Regions from separate parts of the Homo sapiens genome. Here region 1 is linked to region 2. The links are chromatin loops, found by intact Hi-C in ENCODE. Cell type or tissue: GM12878. All regions are shown on one strand. Links, peaks and the distances in the headings refer to the core of each region. The heading gives the core; the rest is flanking DNA. Region 1 overlaps TMEM163 (transmembrane protein 163). Region 2 overlaps MGAT5 (alpha-1,6-mannosylglycoprotein 6-beta-N-acetylglucosaminyltransferase).

Region 1 (15,371 bases), core at 6,909-14,908, 240 kb before region 2:
ATGCCCCATGCATCTGCATTCATCTAGTTTTCTGGAGGGGTCTCTTCCATTTTTTTTTAAACTAATGGGTTTGTCTTTTTATTTTTTACTTTATTTATTTATTTATTTATTTATTTATTTATTTATTTATGTATTTTCGAGACAGAGTTTTGTTCTTGTCACCCAGGCTGGAGTGCAGTGTCACGGTCTCTCAGCTCACTGCAACCTCTGCCTCCTGGGTTCAAACAATTCTCCTGCCTCAGCCTCCCAAGTAGCTGAGATTACAGTCACCTGACACCACGCCCAGCTGATTTTTGTATTTTTAGTAGAGATGGGGTTTCACCATATTGGCCAGGCTAGTCTCGAACTCATGACCTCAGGTCATCCGCCCGCCTTAGCCTCCTAAAGTGCTGGAATTACAGGCATGAGCCACCGTGCCTGGCTGGATTCATCTTTTTAAAAACACCCCTCTGTTCTTAGTTTAGTGGGGTTTTTAGAGGAAGCAAAAGTACATGAGGAACCATCCTGCGATATTTCCCTGGAAGTGTCAGAAGAACAATTTGTAATGAAAAATATAGTATGTGAATCAGAAACCAATGAGGAATAACTAGAGAATCGAACTCTACATCAGAGGAGCTTATCCAGAATATGGAACAGGGATTCTCAAGTTCACGTTTACTAAAAAACATGGAGGATAGGATAAGCTCCAATACAAACAAGTAAGAATTCCAAAAGCAGAAAAGAGAGGAAATAGAAAATAGTCAGTGTTTTTAGAGGCATCTGAAACTGTTTTGGAGCTGATGGGAGGGATGGGGTACATACCTTTCAAATCATTAGATGGAGAAAAAGAATTAGGAAACTTCCCTTAATCAGTAGACAGCAGAAGTGAAATACATAATACAAATAGCATAGAAAGTGCAAAATAAAATGTAGAAACAAATCCAGATGTTTCAGAAATTATCAAAAGTGTAAATGAATTAAAGCTATCAGGTAAAAGTCAGAGATAGATTGCATTAAAAAAAAATCAAGCTGTATGCTGTTAATAGGAGACAAATTTAAAACGTAAGACCACAGAATTCCTTAAATGTAGGGATAGAAGAAGATGATCTGGCAAATAATAACAAGATAAAGTTGATGTAGCTATTTAATTAGTGAAAATAGATTTGAAAACAAAAAGCATTATTAGGCATAAAGGGTGTTACCATATAAACAAAAGTTCCAACCACCCAGAAGATAAAACATTTGTGAATTTGCATATACCAAACAACAAAACCCCAGAGCACTCAAACAAAAATTGATGGGATTATAGGTAGAAACAGACATATCATAATTACAGTGGTAGACTTTAATGCACCTCTTTTACTAGTTGATAGATAAAAAGAAAAAAAATTCATGAAAATATTGAAGATTTGACTTGTGGAATTCAGTGTTTTTCAAACACTTTTGACTGCCATCCATAACAGGGAATGCATATGTGATGTAGAATATATCAGAATATGTAAACTTATGTGGTTATATACTCTATGTCATCATATCTACAACATTTTTTTTTTTTTTGAGATTGAGCCTTGCTTTGTTGCCCAGGCTGGAGTGCAGTGGCACAGTCTTGGCTCACTGCAACCTCTGCCTCTTGGGTTCAAGCGATTCTCCTGCCTCAGCCTCCCAAATCGCTGGCACTACAGACGTGTACCACACGCCTGGCTAATTTTTTGTATTTTTAGTAGAGACAGTGTTTCACCATGTTGGCCAGCCTGGTCTCGAACTCCTGATCTCAAGTGATCTGCCCGCCTTGGCCTCCCAAAGTACTGGGATTACAGGCATGAGCCACCATGCCTGGCCACTCTACAACACTTTTGATTATAATACGCTACGTGATTTTTTGTACTAGAAAATAAAATAATTGCTGCTATTGAACTGTGCGCTATGCTAGTCATTCTGTGAGCTATTAATACTTGATTCCAGAGTTGTTAAAATGTGAAAAAAATTTCACTTTGATAATTTCTATCCTTTTTCATTTAAAAAAAGTGCTGGTCACATCCTACCAAATTCATTTTATGCCTTACTAGTGAGTTGTTACCCTTTAGTTTAAAGAATATTGATCCAGTGGCTCAATGTGGAGCCATGCATCCAATAAGGATGTTTGCACATTATGGAATATTTGTAAAAGGTGACTGCTTCCATCATATGCAAGCGAATTCTCATCACATTCCTAAGGATGTGCATTTTACAATGTTCTCTGACCACAGTGCAATAATAATTTGAAATCAAATATAGCTAAAATACCTGTACATATCATAATACATGTTGGGAAATTAAGCAACACATTTCTGAATAGTTCAAGGATAAAATTTATATTAAATATTAAACAATATTTAGAGCTTACAATGAGAAATTGAAAGTTGATAAACAAAACTGTCCAAAACAAGAAGATAAGAAACAGAAAAAAACTGTAAATGCAAGATAAATAGAAGAAAGGAAACAAAACTTTGAAGAATACAAATAAATGAAAGAGAAAAAGATATGAGAAATCAACAAAACTAAAAGCTGTTTATTTTAAGACTAATAAAATGGGCTTAACTCTGGTAAGATTGAATGAAAAAGAAAAGAAATGAGTGAAAGGTAATTAGAAGTGAAATGAGGAGTGTAATTAGTAATACGAGAAAATTTAGGAAATGAGACCATTATTTACAATTGTATGCCCATAAATTTGAAGACTTGGATGAAGTGCATAGTTTACTAGAATAACTTGCCATGAATGGTTTATGACCATTAAAGATGTTAATCCAAGACGGTAGTTCATGATCAGAGGTGATTTTGCACCCCCTCCCTTCCCTGGAGACATCCAGCAATGTCAAGAGACACTTCTGTTTGTCACAGTTGGGAATGGAGGTGCTACTGGTATCTACTGGGTGGAGGGCAAGAATGCTGTTAAACATCGTAGAGTACACAGGACAGCCCCTCACAGCAAAGAATTATCTGGCTCAAAATGTCAGTGGTGCCCATGGTTGAGAAACTCTGATCTAGGCCAGCAGTGGCTTTATGAGTGCTTTTATGAATGTTCAAGGATCAGATAATCCCAATCTCATGCACTCCATTCTACAGAAAAAGAAGGAAAGCTTCCTATATCATTTTGGGACTACTACTACTGTGATACCTAAATCAAAGGCAACAGAGAATTTATAGGTCAGTATCACTCATGAATATAGATACAAAAAGTCTTTAATAAGATATTTGCAAACTAAATCTCATTGTGTTTATATAAAAATAAATAAATAAATGAACATGCTCACCACATGTGTTTATTTTTGGAATCTAGGATGATATAATCAGAATGTTTATTATGTAATTTACCATGTTCATAAAAGGTCAGGAGTTCGAGACCAGCCTGGCCAACATGGCGAAACCCCGTCTCTACTAAAAATGTAAAAATTAGGTGGGCATGGTGGCAGGCACCTGTAATCCCAGCTACTTGGGAGGCTGAGGCAGGAGAATCACTTGAACCCGGGAGGCGGAGGTTGCAGTCAGCTGAGAGTGCACCACTGCACTCCAGCCTGGGTGACAAGAGTGAAACTCCATCTCAAAAAAAAAAAAAAAAAATTGAGAAGAAACCTATAGTATCTCTCAATACAAAAAGCATTTGGTAAAATTCAAGACAAGATAAAAACTTTTAGCAACCAGGCTGGGAATTGCTGATAAAGGTTATTTAACCTAAAATATTAATTGTAACTGGTAAATTAGGCAGACTCAGCCCATAAAAATCTAAAATGAAGATAAGGACGTCTGCTGTTACCACTTCTCCTTATTATTATACGTGATGTCCTACCCAGTATAGTAGGGCAAGCAAAAGAAAGAAAGGTACTGTATATGGATTGGGGAGGAAAAAAGTAACCATCATTGCTTGTGGATATTATAGTTTACATAGAGCTTTATAGATATTATAGTCAATATAGAGCTTTCCATAGCTCTACATAGAAAAGCTAAGGGAAGCCGGGCATGGTGGCTCACACCTGTAATCCCAGAACTTTGGGAGGTCAAGGTGGGCAGATCACCTGAGGTCAGGAATTCGAGACCAGCCTGGCCAACATGGCGAAATCCCCTCTCTACTAAAAATACAAAAATTACCTGGGCATGGTGGCGGGTGCCTGTAATCCCAGCTACTCGGGGGGCTGAGGAAGGAGAATCGCTTGAACCTGGGAGGTGGAGGTTGCAGTAAGCTGAGATCATGCCACTGCACTCTAGCCTGAGTGACAAGAGCAAAACAAAAGAAAAGCCAAGGGATTCTGCAGATACTATTAGAAGTAAGAAATTCCAACAAAGCTGCTGGGGATGGGTAGAAGTTTAATATACTAAAATCAAATGTATTCTTATATAATAGCAACACAGCAATACATTTTTAATTTTCATAATGATGTCATTTCTCATAGCAACAAACCAAAAGGAATAAATCTAATATAGGTATAATTCCTTCATGAAGAAAATTATAAAATGCTATTAAAATGATAAAATAAGATCTGAATAGAGAGAAATCTCATGTTCAGAGCTGGGAAGACAATCTAATAAGGATGTCATTTCTCCTTATATTAACCCTAATACATGCAATTTCACTAAGAATTCCAATAGGCTTTTTCCAGTGCAGTTGGTAAGCTCTGAAATGTTGATGGAGGAATAAAGGGCTAAGAATAGTCAAGATAATTTTCAAGAACAAGGTGCATATATATCTCAAAACTTCTAAAACTAGGGCAGTTGAGATTGTGATATTTTTAGGAACAAATAGACCAGGAAAGTTGAATAGGGAGTCCAGAAATAGTAACCACATATATGGAAATTGGATATGTGAGAGAGGTAGCATCACACATCAGGGAGGGAAATAATGATACCACCACAATTGGCTGTCTATATGGAAAAACTAAAATAAGTTTGTACCTCCCACATATACAAATATAAATTCCATGTGATTTAAGAAACTAAACCTGAAAAGAAAGAATTTAAACCTTTTTTTTTTTTTTTTTGAGACGGTGTCTTTCTCTTGTTGCCCAGGCTGGAGTGCAATGGCATGATCTCGACTTGCTGCAACCTCCGCCTCCTAGGTTCAAGAAATTCTCCTACCTCAGCCTCCTGATAGCTGGGATTACAGGCACCCACCACCACGCCTGGCTAATTTTTTGTATTTTTAGTAGAGACGGGGTTTCGCCATATTGGCCGGGCTGGTCTGGAACTCCTGACCTCAGGTGATCTGCCTGCCTTGGCTTCCCAATTACAGGCATGAGCTACCATGCCCAACCAAAACTTTTAAACAATAATATGAGACTCTCCATTTGACCTGGAAGTAAAAGAAAGGCTTTTGAATTTAAGACACAGAAAGCACAAACCATGAATAGAAACTTCAAAAAATTTAACTTCAAGCTGACTAAGAAGAACTTTGGGCACAGAAAACACTATATAAAACAACTGTATCTTGGTAATAGCTCTTCTGGGTTAACTTTTTTCAGGTAAAAGGTAGTTTCATGTCTTTCTAGTTCAAGAAAACTACAGTTTTTATAGTATTTGTTCTGTTCTGTTGCTTTGATTTAATTCCTTAGGGATTTATAATGTATGTGTATGTTGGCTCTTTTTTGCTTGTCATTTTTATCTAGTATTTTTTTCCACATCATTTTTATTTTTCATTTCTTTTTGATTAAAAATTTGCCCGGGCACGGTGGCTCACGCCTGTAATCCCAGCTACTGGGAGGCCGAGATGGGTGAATCACCTGAGGTCAGGGGTTCGAGACCAGCCTGGCCAACATGGTGAAACCCCATCTCTACTGGAAATACAAAAAATTAGCCAGGTGTGGTGATGGGCACCTGTAATCCCAGCTACTCAGGAGGCTGAGGCAGGAGAATTGCTTGAATCCGGGAGGCGGAGGTTGCAGTGAGCCGAGATTGAACCACTGCACTCTAGCCTGGGTGACAGAGCGAGACTCCGTCTCAAAAAAAATTTTTTTTTCCTCCTTTCCATCATTTAGTTCTCTAAAAGTATTAGCTTTGTTATTGGTTTTGCTATTTTAGTTTTTCTGATGTCTTTAAGGAGGAATTCAGGGAAATAAAAAAACTTTCACCACCAGTTTTTTTCTTTCCAGAAAACCGTGGAGTTTGTATTTCTTTTTACCTGGGTTCCTTTTACATTATGCTTTTATTTATCCCGGGAGATTTCTGGCATTCCAGTTAATTATACTTAGAGACATTGTAGTATTTTTAGATGTCAGTTGATCTTTGTTCATTTGATAAAGTACATTTTCAAAATGGAAACTTTCTGCTATATTTTTTAAAGAATAATGTGTGTATATAGTCATTTTGTGAGAGTTTGGATCTAATCCCAGGTTATTCTTCAGTGTGAATGAGGAGATATGGTATCAGAACTGAATAGATATTTATTACAGAGTAATTGATGTACCAGTCTCCTGAAAGGAGAAGCTTAAACTTTACATGTCCCATAAAGAGAGCATTCTTAGGGAATGAATTCTGCATTACAAAAGATGGCCATTTTTTTATCCAAAGCAAGGACAGATGTGATTTATTTCTGGTGAAATAAGTTCTTAGTGGTAAGTAAATCTCAGTACCTTTAAGTGATAAAGTCACCATGATAATGACACTAGTCCTTTAGTTCTCCAGTATGGGCAGTGCCATTCTTCCCAGATGCCATCATTAGAGATTCGTTACCCTCTTTAGGTCAATTCCAATAGTTCTTCAGCTTTTGTTTGAATACTTCTAGTACTGGGATTCTAATAACTTAGCGAGACCCAGTTTATGTTGCCCAGTCCCAATTTCAGAAAGCTTTTTAAATGGTTAATTGAATGGTTTACCTTTTTCTAACTCCTCTTTTATAGTCATTATTTTCTTAGCTAACACTTAGCAAGCACATAGTATGCTGGGCACTGTGCTAAGTGCTTCCCACAGATCACACTTCATTCTTGCAACATTGCCCTGAGGTAACATTATCATCCCCACTTTGTAGATGGGGATTTTAAGACTCAGAAAAGTTAGGGAGCTTTCCTAAGTTTCCAAGCTCATAAGAGATAGAGTATTCACACTCTGCCCTACTTGACTCAGAGCCTCTACTCTCAACCATGGGACCCATCTCCATTGTTCACAAGACAGATCTGCAGTGCGAGCTTATTGTGTTGTTTTGTCACCTCTTCCAAAGACTGAACATCCCCAGACTCTTCAGCTGTTCCTCATGTAGGAGGAAACCCACTCTCCTGGCCAACCTTGTCTGGACCTAAAGGTGTCCTGTTTAAAGCAGTGCCCAGAGGTGTCTTCTAAGTCATGTCATCAACAGAGAATATAGTAGACCTGCTATCTGACAGGTATGGAATTCACAGTAATTCCTACCAAAGCAGGTCAAGGTTGATTTGTTTTTAAAAGCTCCATCATGCTGTAGGCTCAGTTTCAGGTTTTTTTTTTTTTTTTTTTTTTGATGTAGTTTTTGCTCTTGTTGCCCAGGCTGGAGTGCAGTGTTGCAATCTTGGCTCACTGCAACCTCTGCCTCTTGGGCTCAAGCAATTCTCCTGCCTCAACCTCCTGAGTAGCCAGGATTACAGGCACATGCTTCCATGCCCGGCTAATTTTTTTCTATTTTTAGTAGAGATGGGGTTTCGCCATGTTGGCCAGGGTGGTCTCGAACTCCTGACCTCAGGTGATCCACCCGCCTTGGCCTGCCAAAGTGCTGGGATTACAGGCATGAGCCACCACGTCTGGAAAGGTTTCAGTTTTTGATCACCTACAATTGCTGGAGTTTTAAACCAATGTTAAAATTTATTTTTTTAAATGTCTTACTCTTCAAGCAGGGCCCATATCAGTATCTGCTAATACTCAAGGTTTCTGGATGAAGAGGGAGAGTAAAGAGTTCCAGAGCCTAGAGGGTGGGGAGGGCAGAATCTCTAAAAGAAATAAGGGATTAGAGACAAAGCAAGGGTTCTGTGGCACTGTGGAGGCTGAGGCACAGGGGGGTCCAGAGATGTCTTCAGTGTGAAGATGCTGGGTTATGGCCTGGCAGTACTTTGGGAAGGAGACAACTGATGATCAGTTGGAAACCTGCAACTGGAACGTGACTGAGGTGCTGGAAGAAAGATGGATTTGGGAGTGTTTTGCTTTAGGGCAATGACTGAGGCAATGTGGTGGATGGGTGAAGTAGCCTGGGATCATGAGGAGGAGAGAGGAACTGCTTTGGACTGAATTGTATTCCTCAAAATAAATATGTGAAGCTGTCACCCACAGTGTGATGGTATTTGGAGGGGGAGGCTTTGGGAGGTGGCTCAGTTTACACAAGGTCATGAGGATGATGAGGTGATGAGGGCAGGACTCTCGTGATGGGATTGTGCACTTATAAGAAGAGACACCAGAGGGCTTGCTTCTTCTCTGCCTCCACCCTCTGCACTGAGGAACGGCCGTGTGAGGACGCAGTGAGGAGGCAGCCATCTGGAACCCACGGGGAGCCCTCCCCAGACACCAACCCTCCCAGCCCCTGGATCTTGGACTTCCAGCCTCCAAAGCTGTGAGAAATAAATTCATGGTGTTGAAGTCCCCCAGCCTGTGGTATTTTGTTATGGCAGCCCAAGCAGACTAAGGAGGGGAAACGGCAAAGGACAGAATTTGGAGAATGACTTCTCTTGGGGTAGGAAGATGATAAGGAACTAGTGGAAGACATAGAGGTCAGAAAAGTTGAAGGGAATGTATTCATTTTCTCTGGCTGTTGTAACAAATGACTGCAAACTTGGTGGCTTCTAATAACAAGATCTATTTATTCTTTCACATTTCTGGAGACCAGAAGTCCAAAATCAGGATCGCTGGGCTGAAGTGAAGGGTCAGCAGGGCTGTGCTCCTGCAGAGGTGTAGGGAAGAATACTTTCTTTGTTTCTTCTGTTCTTGGTGGCTGCTGGCATTCCTTGGCTCATGGGCATATCACTCCAGTCTTTAAGGCTGGCATCTTCAAATCTCTCTCTACTTCTCCCTGTGTCAAATCTCCCTCCACCTGTCTCTTATGAGGACACTTGTGATGGCATTTAAGGCCCACCTGGATAACTCAGGGTCATCACTCCTGCTACGGTTCTGAAATTAATCACATCTGCAAAGATATCCACTGCAGCCCCTGCCTCAATCCTATTTGTTGCTTATTAAGGTAACGTGCACAGGTTCTAGGGATTAGGATGTGGAGCAAGGATTGTACAAGGATACAGAAAGGCAAATACAACACTTCAAGAAGGTGTGACCAGCGATGTTACATGCCAGCCAGGGTCAAGGCTGAGGAGACTGTTCATTGGAGTTGGTGTTTAGGATGTCACTTTGTGACTCTGCAGAGAACATTTTGTCAGAGTGGTAAACAAGGAAGCCAGGTTGCCAAGAGATGGGCATGAGCATTGGAGAAGGAAAGGGACTGTCAGCATAGTGCTGTCTATTGGAGAAGCCTGGCGGCACCTAGGGTTGTCTGACAAGGGTGTACGTGCGCATGTGTGCATGTCTGTATGAGCATGTGTATGTGTACATGCACGTGTGTGTGTATTTACAATAGAGTTGTTTGGAAATACAATGAATAACATTCATTTTCTCTTCCCAAGTTCAGAACCAGAGAGGAGTCAAACAGAGGGAAAGCAAAATATCAGCTTCATGGCTGAGAAACCCGGATTGGAGAATGGGGCTCTCAGTACAGCCACAAGGGCTTCTTGATGTTTGGTGCCTACGCTAGGCAGACTCAGTGACTTGACTGCTCCTCCAGGGACACGGGTCTACTTGTGGAATGACAGGTGCTGACTTGAGATCCCCTTTTCTGCAGAAGGCCAGCAGCAGAGAGATGAAGAGGGGGCTTTGCTACCCTTGTTCTTGGAACTCACCAGGCATTTTGATTTCTCCCCTGTTCTCCCCAAAGTCCTGCTCTGGGAGAGTTGGCTGCTCCCTGCTGAGGCCCTCACTGCTGTTTGTATGAACCACTGCCCTCCTATTTCCCCAGTGATTGGCAGAGTGCCTCCCCCACCCCTGACTACCATTCCCGCCAGCCACACTGTGAGCGCCTGGAGTGTGGGACCTGATCTCCTCCGTTTTGTCACCCACCCCTGGGGCACCGATTGCCTGGACCAGGTAGATGGGTAGTCAGGGTTTCTTGAATAAATGAATGAGGAAGTTGTCTCTCAAAGTCGTTATCCAGGGCCCTGTCTTTACTTTAGTAGTGTATTTCCGTTTCACTGATATTTGCATTTTGCTAGTATTAGGCTTTACACTGGTGGGAATGGCCACAACTGTGATTATACAAGGTCTAATTAGTCAGCCTTGAGAATAGCTGTGTAAAGAAAGCCAAAGTCATGAAGTTCTTAATTGTGTCAGAGGGAAGGATTGGGTTTTTTCATAGTTTGCTCAAGGCTCTGAAGAATTCAGTGGCTTTTCTTGTGGTAAATGAAATCCATCCTTCACCTTGATTTGTGACTTTTCTCCTTTATAAATTGCCGATATAGGCTGAGTGCGGTGGCTCATGCCTGTAATCCCAGCACTGGGAGGCTGAGGCTGGCGGATCACTTGAGGTCAGGAGTTCAAGACCAGCCTGGCTATCATGGTGAAACCCTGTCTCTACTAAAAATTAAAAAATTAGCCAGGTATGGTGGCACACACTTGTAATCCCAGCTACTCAGGAGGCTGAGGCAGGAGAATTGCTGGAACCCAGGAGGTGGAGGTTACAGTGAGCCAAGATCATGCCACTGCACTCCAGCCTGGGCAACAGAGTGAGACTCTGTCTCAAAAAAAAAAAAATTGCTGATGTAGGTAAAGTTTGATAACTTGATGGATATCCAGTGTATATAAATGCAAAGAGGCCGGGTACGGTGGCTCACCCCTGTAATCCCAGCACTTTGGGAGGCCGGGGCGGGTGGATCACTTGAGGTCAGGAGTTGGAGACCAGCCTGGCCAACATGCCGAAACCTTGTCTCTACTAAAAATACAAAAATTAGCCAGGCATGGTGGTGCGTGCCTGTAGTCCCAGCTATTTCAGAGGCTGAGGCACGAGAGTTGCTTGAACCTAGGAGGTGGAAATTGCAGTGAGCCGAGATCACACCACTGCATTCCAGCTTGAGTGCCAGGGTGAGACTCTGCCTCCAAAAACAAACAAACAAACAAACAAACAAACAAACCGCAAAGGAGCAAGTTGACTTTTACTTTTGGGCTCTGCATGCCGTTCTTTGGAGAAACCACATTTTTGATGGGGACCTATATTTGCTTGGGTGTTTATTTGAAATAAAGTTAAAATGTGTAACTTTGTGGTACATTTGGCTGTTAAAATTTAGGAAGCCATAACATTTGGTCATAAAAGCACAAGCTATTAGTTTTTCTAACTGTATCTTTTCCTCTGAACTCATTCATGTGCACTAGGGAGAGATGAACTGTGAACGTTTCCCCCACCTCTCTCATCTTGTTTTCCTCAAGGAAGCCCCATCCCTGAAGCAGGCCTCCCTGGAAGTTTCTGGACCTCTGAGTTCCTTTGAGTGGCAGCAGGCCTCTCAGGAGTGGGCAGTTGGAGAGGATGTCACAGTGCTAGTCATTTGGGGAAGTGAGCTGAGTCCCTAGACCAGTGCTGTCCAATAGAAACAAAATATAATTCTAGTCACAAATGTGACTCTCATGTGTAATTAAAAATTGTCTCCAGGCATGGTGGCTCATGCCTGTAATCCCAGCAGTTCGGGAGGCCGAGGCAGGCAGATCACCTGAGGTCAGGAGATTGAGACCAACCTGACCAACATGGTGAAACCCCATCTCTACTAAAAATACAAACTTAGCCAGGCGTGGTGATGCATGCCTGTAATCCCAGCTACTTGGGAGGCTGAGATAGGAGAATCGCTTGAATCTGGAAGGCAGAGGTTGCCGTGAGCCAAGATCATGCCATTGCACTCCAGCCTGGGTGACAGAGCGAGACTCCATCTCAAAAAAAAAAAAAAAACAAAACAAAAAACTTAGGCACTCCATTAAACAAAGAAGTAAAAAGAAACATAAAATTAATTTTGCTGATATTTTTATTTATCCCAGTATATCCAAAATATTATACTTGGTAATAAAATATAAGAATTATTGAGATATTTTACATTCTATTTTTCATGTGAAATCTTTGGAATCCAGTGTGTGCTTTACACATGGAGTACATTTCAGTTTGGACTAGCCACTTAGCCACGTTTCATGTACTCAGTACCTACATGTGGCTAGTGGATACCATAGTTCCAAAGAGAGTGTGCGTGTGTGGTAGCAGGGAGGAGGGAGTGGGGCGGTGTGTCTGAGTCCTGAAAGGAAGATAATCTGTTGCTTAGTATTATAAGACATTAGAACAGGATTAATACTTTGATGAAGATTGAAGGTCATTTCTTCCATTGCTGCTCAATGTCTGTTGCAGGAAATATGTAGAGTGTCTATGAATGTCTCCAGTGGAGAAATAGTTACAGCTGAGGGATTTGGGTGGTGGGAGAACTAAAATTATTTCTCTTCCAAACTCCAAGTAATATATTACCTAATTACTCTTTCCTGTTTAGGAATATTTTGAAGATTAATATATTCCCCGGTAGAAGGACTGAGAGAATCTAGGAATTTGTATAAGGAGGAAATTTATAAGGACTAGAGAGATTATTTCTAATTTGTCATAGGTCGATTATTGACTTTTTATGTGTATTCGGTACACCCACCAAGGTGACATTCATTTTGATTTGTTTTCTGGCAGCCGACCTTTGAACCTCTTCATGAGTTTGGAGACACCCACCATTTGTGTCTTGGTGGGAGGGGAAGCAGGGCTCTGGGAGGCTGGAAGAAACTTATTTCTCAAGATGCTTGCAGCTCGGGCCGAGGCACATAACTGAAGCAGAACCAGTGAGAAGCTCCTGCTTGGGGTTGTGAGTCTGGCAGGAGTGTCTTTTGAGGTTCCTTCGCATTGGAGATGACAGCAGTGTCTGGTGCGCAGTGGGGAGCTTGCTGCGCAGCCAGAAGTCAGGTGCCTTGGTGTTGAGCGGCCGGTAGTGGCTTTGTTATTGGAGTGGTCTGGCCATGCTCTCTGCTGTGTTTCCAGTATCTGGCCTTCCTTGGTTCCTATGCCCTTCCTGAGCTTGTTTTGCCAGTCTTCCAGTCAGCTGAACTCAGAACTCTTCCCCATGTAAATCCCTTTTCTGTTTGTTAATTAGAGTTGGTGGGTGCTGTTGGCAACCAATAATTAAGCTCCTTAAGTTTGGGAATTGTCTTGATACTTTTATGTCATCCCATGGTGCCTTGCATAGAGTTAAACATTACATTATTGGTTGATAAGCTAGGTTCTGCCTTTTACCACACTGATGTCTTTTCTGATGAAAAAGTCCAGGGTATCTAAGTAGGGTGCTGGTCACAGTATGTGATTTATAATGAATTAACCTCCACTTGGAATAACTTTACTGAGCTGTTACCTGAATCATGCATTGCACAGTTGAATGGCATTTAAGAACGAGTTTTGCCACCTTCGCCATATTCACTTTGTCACAGCCACACTGCATCACTTTTAGAGAGGCCTCTGATGTTCAGCATTTTCATGACATTGTTGAAATTGTATATGCAGATGAATATACATTCATTGTGCATTGTTATTAAACTTATACATATTTTAACATTGATTTTGTTTATCAGCATAATATGTGCTCATGATTTAAGTGAAATAGTGCTAAAGTTGATCACAAAAAACAGATCCCTGTGGGTCCTTTTCCCTCTCTCCACCTCCCATGGCTACTTCTTACCCGAGAAGCAACTCTTCCCAACATTTTATCTGTGCTTTTTTTGTCAACCCCATTTCTAAAAGCCATCACGTTTTGGCATTTCTGTGGACCTATTTTAGCAAGTGGAGATTTTTACTCTCTTCCTTTCTGGGAGATGATTCTTCCTGGGTCTCACACATTTCTGGCCATCTTGCAAGTAGAGGTACTAACTCGCTTTCTTTCTGACTACTTTTTCAAGGATGTTTGTATAGTCTTGGATGATATAGTGTCTTCCGCCAGAGCAAAAGGCAGTTTGCTTATAGCTTTGGAAGATAGAGATGTTATGGGCTTATTGCCCATTGTGAAAAAATCAGCTTCCCTAAGCTTGGGTTCCTCTCCTGTAGTGTAACTCACTGTGTCTGCAATTTTCATCTGCACTTCTTTGGATGGCCAGGGGAATGGGGACTTAGGAAACCAAGGCAGAAATGCTGATTCTCTGGCTACTACTATTGCTGTGAGTAATAAATCGCCCTTTGTCTCTGACCCAAAAATCTCATGTCTTCTGCCAGCATTCATGAAACTGGCTGACTAACTTGTTACCTTGCAAGTAGGGTAAAATCTCTGATCCTTCACAGCTTTTCACTTCCACGCCTCCAAATTTCTTAGTATTACAATCTTTGGTTAAATTTGTATCAAATGTATTTATAATTTTTACTGCATAAAAATTGTATCATGATGAGCCGAGTAGCATGCTATGATTCTACCTCCTTTTTGGCCCCATAAGTCAATCACTGCCTTTGAAAAATTTTTAGTTGGTGAGTTTTCTTTTACTCTGGTCAAGTAGTCCCTTGCTTTTTGACAGCTCTATAATACAGAAAACACAACTCACGAGTCAGCTGTCATATAACCTAGCAGTTCTTTCTTTTGACTGGGGTTCTGCCCCTGGAAGCCACCACCATCCTGCTTTAATATGTACGGATTGCTTTTTAGGCTCTAGGCTGCATGGTTGAGCCCGGGGGCAGGCTTCGCAACCCATATTCATGGCCTCCTCTCCCTTCCTCCACCTGCTGTGGAGGTTGGATAAGCCGTTCACTTAAAAAGCTTTTACCTTTTCTTTTCCCCAGCCTTTCCTGCAGTCCAGGTGGCTATGGAAAACTTCTGGCAGGTGAAATGTGAGTAGAGGCTTATCAGGCTGGGGTGGGGAGGGCAGCTGGGTTCAGGGAAGGTTTGTCCTTTTTTGATAAAAGAGACAAGTGGACCCAGATGCCACTCCTTTCCTCCTGGCTGGACTCTGGGTATGACACCAGGACCTGTGGCAGCCATTTCTGTGACAGGACAGACAGGTATATGGCTGGCAGAGTCTTTAAATCAAGCTATAGCTGAAGATAGTCTTGTTCTAGACATTTGTTGGTGTGTGTGACATGAGTGAATACATTTCCTTTTTGCTTAGGCCATTCGGGGTTGGAATCTCCATTTCTTGTAATGAAAAAGTACAAGTGAATGCAAAACCTATTTGCTGTCCCTAAGTAGGTAATGGAGAGTGTAATCATACCCAAGAATCTATGAGGTGGTCATTTCAGAAAATGGGTTTAATGATGATTGTATGTTTTATTTTTGGACAGAGAATTCTTAGTTTTGGTGGTGTTTCTTCCATGTTCCCTTTGTAAGTTTTATAATGATTGCATA
Region 2 (15,371 bases), core at 5,984-13,983:
TTTGTTGCTATTGGGACTGGGCTGAAGCTTGCTTTGTACTAGGGTAATGTGATTTTGTACAACAAACACACACTACAAATCAGAGGAAGAGCATGAGAGAGCACTGGGGGAGCGCTCTGGACGAGGGGCACAGCTTCAGTCCTACAGGAACAGCTGGGGCAAATCTAGAAGCCCCTCTGAAACAGGAGCCTGCTGTTTTCTCCTGCTCATATCCAGTTCTCAAATACCCCATCTATGATGATCTTTCAAGCACACAAGAAACTTTTAAATTAGAATATTCTGCATACAATGAATGTTTTTAACTACACAGATCCTGATCCAGTTGGCAAAGCCAGACTGGTGGAGCTGTAATCAGGATGGCCTCAGCCATCATTTTGTGCCATTGTATGCTCCTAAACTGATAACATTTCTGTGTTAGAGCGGATCTGTGGTTGCAACTGTGGGGACAGGGCCAAGCTCGTGGGGCTGGCACTGCAGAGGGGAGTGACGGCAGGGCCTGCCTGCTGGGCTGGGGGCTCAGGGCTCTTCATGTGGAATGACGGATTGGGAAGGCCCTGACATTTGGAGCAAAGTGGCAGGTGGCCACTGACTCGGTCCCTAGTCCCTGTGTGCTTGATCCAGCATCCTCAGGCAGACTCTCAAGAAGTGAAGCTGAAATGAGTCAGGCTCTGTCATCACAAAAGGTGAGCCGAGCCAGGCAAGGCAGAGTCTCCTCCTAGAAGAAGCAGCAAACATGTGCCCCTGCCACCAGCCTCTCAGCTGTGGGGTGTCGGGGAACACCTGGTGGACCTGCTGTCAGGAATAGCAAGCTGGGCCGGCCTTGGTGCTGGCTGGCAGAGCGGGTGACTTGGTGGAGCTGAGCAGACATCTAGTGGCTGTCTGGGGAACCTCACGCTTTTGCCTCTTTTCTGAGCAGCACCTGGCTTGGGCTTGCTTCTCCTGGGGTGACTGTCTGCGGGAGCCAGGCAGGGGTGGCGCTCAGGCTGGGCCCATGCCTGCCTGCCTACTTCCTCCTTCGTGTGGTCACTTGTTAATGCAGCGGTCATTTGCACCCCTGATGAATGCCAGGCCCTGTCCTGGGACTTCGAATACTGCAAGGAGAGACAAAGTTCCTGTCCTTAAGCTTAGGTTTCCAGTGAGAGGAGGGGGGCGGTTAAAATGGCAAAGCTCGCCTGTTAGCTGGAGGCAGGAGGGAGTGGTGGGTGGAGGGGAGGAAGTTTAGGGGCTGAGGGCTGAGGACAGGGCTGGGAGGGAGGCCCTGGGTGATGGTGACAAGCCCAGTGGCCCTGAGGGGAGGGCAGGATGGCTGTTGCAGGGTTGTGTGGCTGGATGTGAGGGGTCTGGTGGGATTTGAGCCCGTGACGGGGGCTTTCCTGCGGGAGAGTCTGGCTGCTGCTCACCGACAGAGGGTCCCTCTGGCTGTGGCGGGGTACAGGGAGGGCCACAGGTGGCCAGGACAGAGCAGGGATCAGCGGGGAGAGTGAGAATGAATTTGGGGGGGGGTAACATCTGGCAAGGGGCTCGAGGGGCAGGTTGGTGGTGTAAGGGAAGATGGGCTCCTAGAATCTTGGCCTCTGCAGCTGGTGGCCCCATCTACGGAGCATGCAGCGGAGGGCGAGGTGGCGCTCAGGGCTTTGTCATGGCTGTGGTCAGTCTGAGATGCTTCCATGAGGAGCCTGTGCCTGAGGTCAAAGGTCAGGACAAAAGCTGGGAATTGAGGGGAGCAGGGCTCATGGATTGGCAGAGGGCCAGCTCAGAGGACAGAGCCTGGGACACTCAGGTGGGGATGCAGGGGAGGACCCAGCAAAGGGGACAGGAGGAGCCTGGGGAGGGGGGTGTGGGGCTAGGGATTGACCCCCACCAAAAGGGGGCCTGTCACCACTGCAGGTAGCAGGATGAGGATGACTTTGACTTTGGGAAGGGCTGGGGGAGGAGGGAACCCGGGCAGAAGGGGGGTGTGAGTGTGGAGGCAGCAGGCAGACTCTTCTGCGGGTTTTGTGAAGGCCAGTAGCAGATGGGGGAGGCGTGGGGTGGAAGAAGAGTTCACTGGGGATGGGAAGGTGGGTTAATCCCAGTAGGAGCAATCCAATCCAATCTGGGAAGGAGGGAGGGAGGAACATCGCAAGAACCAGCCCTTGTTCCTGTTACAGGAACAGTTACAGGTGGGTGGTGGATGTGGTGTGGGGAATATGAGGTATCCTCGACCAAACCTCGGTGTCCTGAGCACAGGGGAGAGAAGGGCGTGCCACCAAGTGCGTTGTAGGGTCCAGGCCAGTCCCTGGGGTGCCCTTGCAGGTCCGCGGTTCATCTTCCATTCCTGTGAGCGGCCATTGCATCCCTGCCTTGGATCCTGAGTAGATTTGCTCAGGTCATCCCTGCCTGGCAATCTTCCTCTGCCCCAGGGGAAGCCAGGCCTGGCGTGGGAGGTTACGGGCCTGCACAAACCTACCAGCAGGGCCTCCTTGGGCAGCGTGGACCTGGAGCTTCTCTTGGGGCCACCAGTGTGTTGGGGCAGGGGAGGAGCTGGTGTCCTTCGCGGGGAGACCCTAGAAGCTACCTTAAGCCATTCCCTTCCCTTCCCATGTGGCCTTTGACAGCTCTGGTAAAGTAGAAGTATCACATGTAAGCTGGGAGCCCCAGTGGGCTGCTGTGTGAAAGGAGATGGCAGTCACTATCTAGTAGCTCCAGTTCTGTTTTTATGGCCATTTCTCCAACCATGTAGCCAATACTTTGCAAAAAACTTAGCATAATAGACTTTACATTTCTCTTCTGGAGGGAAAGGAAAAAACCTCAGGTTACTTAGAGGAGACTCGGGAGGGAAAGGATGCAGGTTGGGATAGAATGCCCTTCTCAATCTGGATAACCTCCATCAATGTATTTAACCTCATTCTTAGTTTTCTCATCGGAAAGCAGGGATGATGATGATAATGTGACGTCACACGATTGAGAAAGGTTATAGGTAACCACACGTCCTGAACACCCAACTCGGAATCTGGCCCAGCAGACACTCAGATATGAGTCCCCAAGTATTTGAATGTCTACTGTGAGCCTGGAACTGTCCTGGGGACTGTGGACTCAACAGAAAACCACACCCCTGCCTCTAGGAGGTTTGCGTTCTAGCGGGCACGGGCGAGACCAGCTATAAACCACATATGGCGTCAGTTCCCAGAAGAGAAATAAAGCAGGTACAGAATGATGGTGGGGGTGACGGCTCTATTCTGGGAGGTATCTGGTGACATTTGAGCAGAGACTTGATGGGCCCAGGTGGTGGCTATCACTCGTGAGAGCTTTGGGCATCATTCCTCCCAGCACATGCTCCAGTTACGTGGAGGCAGGACTGGCATTTGGGTGATTTTCTTGGATTGCTTGGCACTGCCATCTAGCCTCTCTCCACTTCCTTTGCAGGGTTTAACTCCCTCGTGGGTGGCGTGATGGGCTTCTCCATTCTTCTGAGCGCGGAAGTGTTCAAGCATGACTCGGCGGTCTGGTACCTGGACGGCAGCATAGGCGTTCTGATCGGCCTCACCATATTTGCCTATGGGGTCAAGTAGGTTCTTGTGCTTTCCTGTTTGCTTTCCTGGCAGCTAGGAGTGTCCCTTTTCCACCGCCTTCCCCAGTCAGGAAATGACAGGCTTCTGAAGGTCATATTTTGTACCTGTGCCCCTCCTGAGCCTGACCAGTGTCAGGTGACTGGAAAAGCACCCAGCAGGGGTCAGATATCCTTGGGGCTGGCACAGAAGTGAGGCAGGGACAAGAGGTATCAGGCCTTTAAGCCACAAAGGCACTCCTTGATTTCCATCTGATGCCTTTAGGACCCTTCGTGTCCTGACATCTATGCTCCTTCCTCTCTGACAGTCTTCATGATGCCCCAGGGAAGCACCTTTGCGTGGTTTCCTCACAAGTGGAGCCCCTCCTGCCACAAATGGGGGATGCAACAGTGTGCTGGCCAGAGGCCGCATCCCTAGCCTTAGAGAACTTCTTGCAAAAGGGGACTAGTCAGTGCAGAAAGGCCGTGCTGGCATCACTGACATGGACTTCAGCACCCAGGCTGGAGCTGGCCTTTCAGAGAACCATTTCTAAAGGGTGCTCTGCTTTTAAATGTTAAAATGCTTCCATTCTCAAGGAAAGGTAGGATGGCTATCATCAAAAAGAGGGACAACTGCCAGCGTCAGTGAGGACGTGGCGAAAGTGGAACCCTCATCCATGGCTGTGGGAATGGACGATGGTGCTGCCATGGACGCAGAGTTACCATTCGCCCCAGCACTTCCAGTCCTTGGTATACACTGCGGGAGGATGGAAACAAACCTCCACACTGAAAGTTGTCTGTGAAATTCACAGCAGAGTTATTCACAATAGGCAAAACGCAGAAGCAACACAATTGTCCATTAACAGATGAATGGATAAATGTGGTAGATCTGTGCAGTGGACACTTATTCAGCCCCCAAAAAGGAATGAAGTGCTAATACTCGCTCCAACATAGATGGACCTCAAATATTATGAAGGAAGTCACAAAAGGCCACGTTATGTGATTTTGTTTATATAAAATATCAATAGGCAAATCCATAGAGGCCAGAAGGAGGGTACTTCTCGTCAGGCGTGGGGAGGATGGGGAGTGAATGGTACAGTGGACATGGGGTTTCTGAGATAACACAAATGGATGAATATACTAAAAACCACCGAGCCACATAGGGTGAATTTTATGGTATGTGAATTATCTCAGGAAAAAAAAAATGAAAATACGCTTCCCCAAGCTCTTCAGCCCCATGCCATGGAGGTGACCTTGTCTGTCTTCGTCTTTGCAGACTCCTCATCGACATGGTGCCGAGGGTGAGGCAGACACGTCACTACGAGATGTTTGAGTGAAGGGGGCCAGCATCCGCATGAGACCATCGAGATGAGGAGTTTCCACATAGGCAAAGGGTGCCAATATTTAACTGAACATCTGGTTTCTTTTTGGAAGTTTTCTTTCACATGGTTTGTCATTACAAGACAAGGTCTGCCCAGCCAGGTGGATCTACCTTGCCCCCATCACCTGCCGCCCCCATCAAACATGTTGGGACAATGCCCATAGGAATGGACCTCCTTCCCCGTCTCCAGCTGGGACTGGCGTTTTTTAGTCTCTGGAGTATGATGGTTCTCATGGGTAGGATGAGATCTTTGGCAGAAAGGTCTTCGGTGGTGCTCTGAGCCTGCGCTGCATAGGACTGAGCAGACCCACCTCCTCCAGCTTGGGTGGCCCTGCCACTCCTGGTTCCAAGTCTCTCCTTTCCTGGCAGGTCTTAAGGGAAGATTGTACCCCTCACCCTTTACATACCCAGAATCATCAGTATGTCACTTCCTAATTTCTATCAGTGTATCTCATTATTTCATACTGTTTTACTAATCCTAAGTCTAAACAGATTTGCTCAAAAGGAGACCATTCTATTTTTTAAAGTACTTAGTGATACACGTATAAGCTTTGCATGGACGAATTAAATAAGCACATTGACCTTTTCTTGTACATTCAGAACCTGAACATCCATGTGAAAACTGGGTCCATTTTTGAGAGATGTGAAACTACAGTTTATTTGTAATAAATAAATATAATCTATCCGTATATGCATATATCTATATGCTGTGTTAAGTGGTAATGGGTACATTACAGTCTGTGAGAGATGGATCGCTCCCTCTGTAAGGAACAAGACGTTCTCAGCTGATGTCACGGTAGGTTTAGATTCTGTAGAGTGTTCCCCAACCCGCACCGTTCTGTACCTCTCACACCACTGCTTGCCCGGGCAGTAGTGGCTGACCAATAAAGACCTTTACCTGTTTTGTATGGCATGGGAAGGCAATCTTTGGCAGTCGTCACCGTGCGGCACCAACACATGGGGAGACCCGTCATGGGCAGGTTTTCCGCTGTGGCTGAAGGATGACCTGGGAGGGGAAGCTTGTGCCTAGGGGTGCTGAACGTGGAGACCCTGAAGGACTGTGGTGCAGGCCGCCCTCTCTGACCACTCAGGTAGGGGCCACACACTCACCTGGCACCGAGGGACAGCTGCTCCATGGCCTTGCTGCAGCTTTGGGGCCCTGTCTCCCCTCCACGCCAGTGAAGGGAGTTTGTTCTGTGAGGTCATGGAAACTTGGTCCAGTACCATGCTTTCAGGTTGCTTCCCCAGCAGTACTGAGGAATACGTCAAGGGATGTTAATATGTAACAACATGAACTAAAGAAAAAAAAGATTGGGAAGTGTAGGAGCCTGTAGGTTTCTCTTCTGCTGGTTTTCTCGTTGTGTCTAATATACATCATGGAAGCTCAGGGAGGGGAAGTGACACTGGTAGCGTTGCCCAAATGTAGGCACTCGGCTTTCCCTTGTGTTCTAACATGCTCTGTGAACTGTGTGGGGTGTCCATTTTGGGCCGTAGCCAGGAGGCCCGCCAGCTTCAGAGAGGCCATGCAGATGAGGGCCAGTGTCATCTGCAGACAAACTGTTGGGTGGGGCATGGACTAACCTTCCCTGTCTCCAGGGCATTTGCCTAACCAGCTGCTCATGGCTCACTGCTTCCTGGCTCAAAAGCTGCTCTTGAAAGGGAGAAATCTATTCTAGGTCCAATGGTCGCTGGTGCTCAGCCCCTTATAGAGCTATTTTTATTAGCTCATTCTTAAAGATTTTTCTCAAAATCTAGCAGTTCACTTTCTAATTGAATTTCCTTCTAGGGGAAGGCAGCACAAGGAGAGTGCGCTAACATGAGTAGTGGTGGATGTGATATAAGGGAAGGAATACACAGTAGTAAAACCTTCCCCTCTCCACTCCTTAAGTATACCTTCCTGTCTTCCTACCAGCCGTTTCAACAGTGTGCTGCAAACCGTGAAATACAGCTGGGGGAAGCTGTGTGCTGGGGACGCGCCTAGACAGCAGCTCAGCTTTGTTCTGGAGGTGACCCTGCATGCACCCGCCCCCCCAAAAATCACTTCCACCTGTCACACAAGAAAAGTTTATTGAAAAATAAAGTTCTCCCTAGTTTTCTCTACAACAGTGGAAAACAAAGCAGTGCTCTCTATGCCAGGACAGTACATTTGGACGGCGACACCTTGTTTGCAGAATCCTGCATTACTTAACCCCCGAAGTGAATCACACAAAATGGCTGTAACCAGGATCTGTTTGAAGACACAGATGCAAACGGCCATTAGCTTAAAGACGTCAAGGTTGTGACAGCAACTACAGTGGAAGGGACGTCACCATCTCCTTTGGCATCAACTATTATGCTATTAATACTTGGGTAGGACAATGAGCAAAATGCTTCCCAAGTTCGCTCCCTCTCAGCTTTGGCAGATGTGAAGCTGCTCTGAGGTTCCTGACACGCTGTCCTGAGAGGCGTGTAGACCTCCAGCACCACAGATCCTTTGAGCACCACCCCGTCCCCGCCATCCTCCATCAACAGTGGCCCTGCCCACCACATAAGCACAGGGTTCTCCAGCCGTGGGGTCAGGGTGGCATTGAGGGAGTGTCTTAAGGCTCCACAAAATCTGGGCTACAGAGATGCTTTGCAGATGGGAAATTCCAGTCACTGCATCCACAGGACGAGACTGCTGATTTGGCGGAACAGAATCCAAAGGAATTTGACGAAGTCACCAAACTCCAGCAAATTCCACACCTGCAATCTATCCAGAGTTGTGCCAAGACAGGGCAGGAGATAAGGAGATAGATAAAACTTTGAATCCATCAGGGAAGTAAGAGGCTAAATCCTCTCCCCCAAAACAAAAAGCAAACCGATATTTAGGTGATTTGGGAAAACATTCAGTCATGAGCAGCCTCTAGGAGCTGTTCTGAGAGGCCAAAATCCCTGCCCCATTGCCCCCAGCTGGCAGGGTGGGGTTGGTTTTCTCCAGGAGGCGGCCAGGGAATAACCTTTAATTTGATGGAAACATGCAGAACTAACCAGTCTGGGAGTCTGATCCCTGAGGACAGGAGGGGCCACCCCAGCCTGTAGGGGCCGGCAAAGGGACCTGCCTGGGGAATGTGTAAGTTCAATTGGTCATTCCTTCTCCCTTAACGCAGAAAAGCCTCTATTATTGCATTCAAAGGAATACTGTTAACTTTGACTCAAGGGGTGCAGTCTGCCAGAGAACCCATTTTAATTTCTAGCTCAAAAATGTTCCTTGAGGAAAACCCTTGGAATGTTCTGAAAGACGTCAGTGGGGTAAGGTCCAGTATGTGGCTAGCCAAAGGTCACCTTTACCTTTTCCAGCTGGAGTTCATAAATTCTTGCAGCCTTGTTTCCTTGGGGGCTGAAGTCTGGCATATTTTCAAACCAGTGCATTCAAGAATACAGTAAGATCCCAACCAGCAGGGTAGGCCGAGAACTGGGCTACTCTAAACCAGTAATTCCTACAACATTCAATCAACTTGGAATCATGTTTTCATGTAGGTATTATTTTTGAATCAACAGGAAGGGAATGAGCTCAGCTCTATTTCTCAAGTTTTACGAAACACTAATAACAATATTTAACATTTACTAGGGCTTACTATGTGCCAAGCACTGTGCTAAACACTGAATCCTCACAAAACCCTAAGTGCTAAGAAAGCTAGGGTAATTTTTTTCTGCATTCAAGACTCTACAGCTAATTTGGTCTTTTGCTATAAAAACTTGGTCTCCCACTTTTTGTTGAAGCGAACAAGAATCACAGGAACTCACCCTCAGCTTCACGAAACTCCCAGCTTCCTAAATGAGCATGAATCTATTTATGTCCATCCGTCTACTCACATGAAGATGCTCTGCAGCTCCACAGGGATGGATGGGATTAGAATAAAGCCAATATGGAAATTAAAATACTTTTAAATAAATAAAATAATCCAGGCTTGGGATAGTAACACATACAACAGAGCCTGTCGTTAACAAAATAGACTTTTCTTTTTAAATCAAGAATTTTTGGCCAGAGGTGAGGGTGGCAATGTCTAATATACACAAGCTAGGTAAACCACCTTGGAGAAATGGGGTGGCCACCGTGGTCTGCCCTAAAAGGCACACACCTACCTACAGACATACAGTTTCAGTCCAACACATCATACTGATGTCAACCCTGTCAGTGAGCTGCACTGGGCTCCACTCCCAAAGGGGAAGCTCATTATTCACTTTTATTAAATCTTGCATTCACTAAAGAAACAAAAAAGGGGTGCACGTTCTTTCCCTTTCATGATGCTAAAGTATTTCTTCTCCAAGCAGGGCCCTGAACTCCTTGGATGCACCCATTCACATGATTCTGCCTCAGCCACACCTCAGCAAGTGCGTGGGTGGCAGGGAACACAGGCTGGTTGACACGTTGGCAACCAGCAGTCCCAAGGTAGACCCAAAGGTATGGCAGAATCCAGCCCTTTCTTGAGGTTCTCAAGGCTTCACACCCTCCTCTGTGGGTGGAAGTGCACATGCATACACGCTATGGCCTGGCGGGGGGGTTATAGGGAGCGTCTGGTGTCCAGCTTCAACAGCTACAGTGGCTCAAGAACATGTCCTGTCTCTTAGCTGGAGGAGTCTGCTATTGCCCTTCAACAGCATCCGGATTCCAAAAACCCCAAAGAAAAACGAAAAGGCACATCAAGGAAACAAATATCACTAAAGAAACTGACTAATATCTCCAAACGCACAGCAAACACACAAAAAAGCAAACTGTAATGAGCAGTGACACAAACCCAGTCCAAACAAAAATGAAAAGCATCTCCATTTATACATGTGCAAATCAAACTGCATACACAAAATAAATGCGGTGTTTACCAGCATTCAAAGAAGTCTTTTTACTCCTCAAAGTATCTACCTTTCAATGGAAAGCTTTCTCTTTTAGTAAATTAGATGAATGTTTTCCCTCAAGTTTTTTAAGAGCTTAGGATCACAATGGGGAAAATAATCCAAAAAAACAGGCAAGATATTATAGCGGGGAAAAACATTAATCATAACTTAGGATTTCTCTCCCCATGGAACTGTTATCAGCTATAAATCGGTTTAGGATTCTATCAAGATCAGCAATGGCAAAACCTCCGCAGGCTTCCAGCCCACACAGGGGCACCTTCCTCTCCTCTTCCATGCAGGGCAGTTGGAAGCCCCCTCCCCAGTTTCCTCTCCAGGATCACTGACTAGACCTGGGCCAAGTCTGAGGAGGCCTGGGAGCCAGTACACATTCAGGGGTCACTGACTCTTCAGATAATGCCCTAAACAACTGGAGTGTGGGCTTGTTTGCTCCAAGAGCAGCTGCCCTGTCAGTGGAACTCCGGCGCACTTCCACTCAATACTGGACTGGGGGGGATGAAAGAGGGATTTTTAAATGGCAGAAAAGTGTTCTTCTGGGCTGTCTGGCCCGGGCAGGGCGGGTTGTGACTTGGAAAAGAAGGGGAAGGTAGGGAGGCCTTGAACTTAGGGACAGCCAGCAAATGATCCTTGCAGCTTTTGGAACACAAGGCAGGGCTAAGGTTACCTTTCAGCTTCCTTGCTTAAGTAGCAGTGGCTAAGTGGGTTAAACTTTGCTCGGCCTGCAGGCTCCCCCTGTTGGTCAGATACTTGCATTGACATCCTCAGTGTTCAATGCTCCTGGAAGAGCCCAGGAGAGGGCGGCACTGGCCCAGGGATTGCAGGTCAGGGAACTCTAGCAAATTCCCACACCCTAGGGTACAGCCAAGAGGCCCATTCACAAGGAAAAAGCTCTTCCTTACAGCAAGGATGCCAGTCATCTGCCCTCCTACTGCAGGAAACTGCCCTTGCTTAAAAGAAATGCACAGGCTCATACACACACACACACACACACACACACACACACACACACACACACACACTCACTCACCAAGGTTTCCTTTGGACTTCTGCCCTTCTTCCTAGGCCCAAGCAGAGGCTATTCTCAGCCAGGTCTGGAGGCGCCCCTGTGATGATGCTCAGGGCAGAGGCCTCCCCATGGTACTCTACCTGGCAGATGTGCTTGGGGGCCACCTAAGGAGTGGAGGAGGCCCCGGGTGCCCCCCACCCTCCTCTTAGACTGGAGATACAATTGAGACGCACTGAGCAGGGATCTCAGTGGGCCTAAGAAAAAAGGCTGGCTGCACATTTGTGTAGCAATTGAGAAAGAAGCAGAATGTAACTTCCCAGACTTAAAGGCCCCACACTAACTCTAGTCCCCATGAAGCGGAATTCTTCCTTTCCCTCACATTCTGAAAGCTACCAGCCATTACGCCTTGCCCATCAGTTCTGCCCAGCGGAGGCTCCACTGGGCCGCCCTCTGTTAGCAGGAAGGGTGCTTGGAAGCCCCGGCACAGAGCACATCATTGAGCGACTGAGGCGCCCAGCAGAGGCCAAGTGGAGGACGCCAACCGCTCACATTAGGCAGAAGGGGTCTCACTTGCATCAGCATGGAGATGTCAGGGGCTTTTCAGAAACTTACAAACTTGTACAGAGCATGGCAGCAATGATTCAGTGGGGTGGGAACTTATACAAAGGCAGAGCATGGGGGGGTCCAGGGTTTGGAAGGTGGGGTCCAGTGTGTCTGACCAGGCCAACCTGATGACTGATTACTCAACAAGTCAGAGTGATCCTGCCTGAAGGAAAAGCCAGCACCAGATTCCCACCTTTGCGAGCTACACCCTCAGGTGAGTAGCCAGGACAGGGCACTGCATTCATCCTGAGCTGCCCCCACTCCCCCAGCAGACATCAAGAGCCCCCTTCCCTGGACTTTGGTGCCATCAGAGGGGACACAACACAAGCCCACCTGTCAGGAGCCCAGCTCCGGTCGCGCCACAAATTCTTAAGGACCGACTTCACTCCTGTCCAAATCTTGGCTCAAAGATAATCCTCTCCAAGTCCATGAACAGCGTGAGTCTTTCATCTCTACTTTCCTCCTCATAGCGGGGCTGGAGGGAGGGTGAGTTTACCAGAAACTCCAAAATCCCTCAATCCTGTATTTCCTTCCCAAAGGGATTCTAAAAGAAATTACGGCCAAGGTATGTGTCTGGGCATGGGGACATGGAGGAAAGGGGCCTCATCTCCTTTTTCGTCCCTGGCTGGGCTCTCTGGACAACACAGGCACGTCCCCCTGACTGAGGCAGCCCATGCTCTAGGTGCCATCTATGACGATGCCCTGGGGAGTTTGGCTGTGCTTCCAAAGCAAAAGTTTCTTTTGTTCTGCTGCCATCTGTTTTGAGCTGCCAGGTCCCCATGGCTGTCCCTGAGCAGGCCACCAGCCCCACGGCACACGGTCTCTCTCCTGCACCCTGCCCAAAGCAGACAGAACAACAGTATAGTGAAGGTGGATGATTAACAGTGGAAATAAAAGAAGCCTGTGATCAATCCCTCCTCTCCCTCCCGCGGTCCCCTCCCTCCCACCCGAATAAATAAGTTAATGGGTTTAGGAATATTCCCATTCAGAGTTCTTTCCCATCAGCTCAATTCCTCCTGTTTTGTTTTAAAGGACTCTTGAGACTTTCTTTTGCCCTGGAGCAGCTGCAGTGACAGTCTTCCCACAGTTGCTCCTTGAGAAACAGAAATGATGTTGTGCCAGGGACAAGCCAGGCTCCTGGCCTGACATACGCTCTTGTTTTGTTTTGGTGAAGACTCCACTGGGTTGCTCGGAGTGCAGCAAGGGCAATGCCAATTCAGAACCTTCTACGAAAAAGTTCAGGCTCTTGCCAGAGTCCCTGCATGACTTCTGTCCCTGGCCCTGCCTGACGGGGCTGGGGCCACTGTCTTCCCCAGCAGCATGGTGCAGGGCTGAGCAGGTAGCTGCTATAGGCAGTCTTTGCAGAGAGCCACCTGGCCCTTGATGAAGTCCCGGCAGGGGCAGACCCTCTGGTGCCTGGGGTGGGCGCCTGCACAGCTGAAGAGCAGGAGGTCACCTTGAAACACACAGTGCTTATTCTTAGGGTCAAAGGAGGGCACCAGGATGTCCTTGGCCAGCTCTGAGCTTTGGCAGGTCACCTTGTACCTGAAGAGGAAGAGAAAGGCACAAGTGTTGGTGATGAAGGGACAGAGCCTTTCCTCGTCACTGGCCCTGTGAGCCCCCATCTTGAGGCATGGGGGGATGTTCAGTTGTCTTGTCCTACTTTAGAAATGAAATGGTGCCCACCCTCTTCGTCTGCAATCCTCCACCTCTAGGCATCTAGACTCAGGAAGGCATGTGTGCACCAGGGAGTGTGTGCAGGGGTGTGTGTTTGAGGCTGCCTAGTGAAGCTTTGTCTGCAATGGAGAAAAACTGGAAACAACCCAAATACTCACCAAGCAGGGAATGGCCAAATAAATCATGGCCCTTCTGTGCTTTTAGAGTTCTCTGCAGCTGTTGAAAAAGAATGAGGGAGAAGAGAGGAGCAGGAGAGTCATCCTGGGGAAAGGTGAGTCCCAGAATGGGAAGCACAGGGGAACCAGCCCGCAGTGTGCACACGGGAGGTGAAGGCTGCAAGTCGAGACGGCTATGTGCTAATGCCTTAGCAATGGCTGCTTCCAAGAAGTGAGAGTGGGGCAAAGCTCAGCATCATTTACGTTCTTTAAGTATGTTTAACTTTTTAATTAAAGGCTTTAAAGAATTCCTGTTATATGGCCTTAGCCTCTTGCTGGAAAGCTATCAGACAGAAGGTGCTGTCCTGGGGCATCGCCTCCCTGGGTCTTTGCAGCCACCCTTAAGCCATGGCAATGGTAACCCCAGTTAGAGGAAGGTGAACTGAGGCTTCAGGATGTGCAGAGACGGCCTGAATCCAGGCCCTCTCTCCCCAGCCCTGTACTTCTGCCATCTTCTCCCAACAGCTGAGTGGTCTCAGGCGGTGGAGCCTGGTGGCTTTGCTTCCTTTGGCTGGGACCACTGCGTAGGGGGGCCAAGGATATTCTGATGTTTCCATTCCCAACAGTTTTGGCCTCTTATCTCATATCTTTCCCTCCCACTTGGGATGACTGCTCCCATCCACCTTGCTTCCTGAAGGAGGCAGCGGCCTCACCTGGTGTCCTGCATGAATGCGAGGTGGGAACCCATGCTGTATCTGATATCAGAGAAAGTGGTGTTGGGGGACGGGCAGACCTGGGTTTGAGTCCTGGCTTTGTCTTTTAGGAGCTGTGTGGCCCTGGACAAATGAGTGAGCCACTCTGTGGCTCAGATTCCCTTCCATAGAATGGGGATAAATGATTCTTTACTGCAGGAATTAAGTTAGTGCTTCTACAGCATGTGACAGAGTCAAGCTCTAAGTAAGTGGATAAATGGCAACCATCATTGTTGTCAGGATTGTGGTCATTGTCGTCATCACCCTGCCTTGGCAGACATCGGATGGGCTATACCACCTCCCCACTTGCTTGTCCAGTGGTATGAATTTACACACCAACCATTTCTATTTCACTTGGTTCATGGAAGTCTCATTTTTCTGCTGACACGGAGGGGATGAGGATGGGGAGCCTGAGGTTTCTCGTTGCCTCTGAGAAGCTTCCAAATGGGCTTGTATGTGTATGTATGCATATGTGTGTGTACATGGGCATGTGTGTAGAGCATGTTTATGTACTTGCATTTGTGTGCGTGCATGCGTATGCATATGTGTATGTGTATGTAAAGCATCATTTTCTCTCCTACTCCTGCCCTGTCTTTCTCTAGCTAACCAGCTGCCTGGGGCCTTCCTCCCCTTGCCAACATTAATCCTGCGATTCCCCGCACATCTGCTGGGGCTTCTGCTGAGATCTCCCAGGCTGTCAGCCTGGCTCCTGCTCAGTTGCAGCTGAAGCCCCAACTGCTTCTGGAACTCAGCATGTCACTGGTGCTCAGGCCTCCCTCCCCCAGAGCCTGCGGCGCCTCCTGCACGTGTGAACTGCACCAGGAGCCCAGACCTGCTCAGGAGAGCGGGACTCTCTTCTCTTGCTCCCACAGTCACCGGGAGAGCACTGCAACTACCCTAAATACCCCACCACCCCTGCTCTTGATGCCAGCTGGGAGATGGTAATGCCCAGGGAGTTAAGGTCATGAATCATGAAGGGAGAGGGCAGGAAGTCAATTTTTATGGATTTCCTAAAAGGAAAAATGAGTCAGAGACTTGCAGCTACCAGCTCCTTCACAGAATACCTCAGCTGGACAACAGAGAGAAAAATATCTGGAACTCAATTCTGAATGACAAGTTTACATATGGAACATGACCTTGGGATACAGGTTTATATTTATGACCTTTTTTTTTGGGTGAATTACAGCAGCTGCTGTGGCTTTACTTAAACCATCTGCCGGCACACTGCTAACCAGAGCATAGAAATCTCTACGGCGACTCTCAGACCCCATGGCGAGGAATATAATTGTCAGGAGCTATGAAAAACCCTCCTGCTCGCTCCCTGGGTCACCTGGACTCAGGCTCTAGGCCACCATCTCCCGGGGTAGAAGCACACATGAGCGTGTGTCTGTGAGCAGGATTC

What was found. Hi-C counts contacts between places; a loop is a spot of excess contacts. Peaks named below come from ENCODE experiments on the same cell type or tissue, not always from the same donor. Only the 100,000 strongest peaks of a DNase experiment are listed, where the experiment ranks them.
Region 1: it touches region 2 in a loop (3-fold over the local background); 11 of 110 quality-filtered maps call a loop at or near these places.

Annotation. Positions count from the first base shown.
Region 1 is chr2:134,685,669-134,701,039 of GRCh38, reverse strand. All of the region lies in intron 2 of TMEM163 (transmembrane protein 163), which reads left to right. Among named protein-coding and RNA genes, the nearest start is that of TMEM163, 26 kb to the left of the region's middle. In GM12878, for the core only: no CTCF peak of the experiment used is centred there; a DNase peak (open chromatin) is centred at 10,264.
Region 2 is chr2:134,446,208-134,461,578 of GRCh38, reverse strand. MGAT5 (alpha-1,6-mannosylglycoprotein 6-beta-N-acetylglucosaminyltransferase) reads right to left here. Exons shown (of 16, transcript NM_002410.5): 16 at 6,958-12,930. The coding sequence ends at 12,732. TMEM163 (transmembrane protein 163) reads left to right here. Exons shown (of 8, transcript NM_030923.5): 7 at 3,406-3,547; 8 at 4,803-5,820. The coding sequence ends at 4,863. Among named protein-coding and RNA genes, the nearest start is that of MGAT5, 200 kb to the right of the region's middle. RefSeq lists enhancers at 338-837, 838-1,339. In GM12878, for the core only: a CTCF peak has its summit at 10,543; a DNase peak (open chromatin) is centred at 10,541.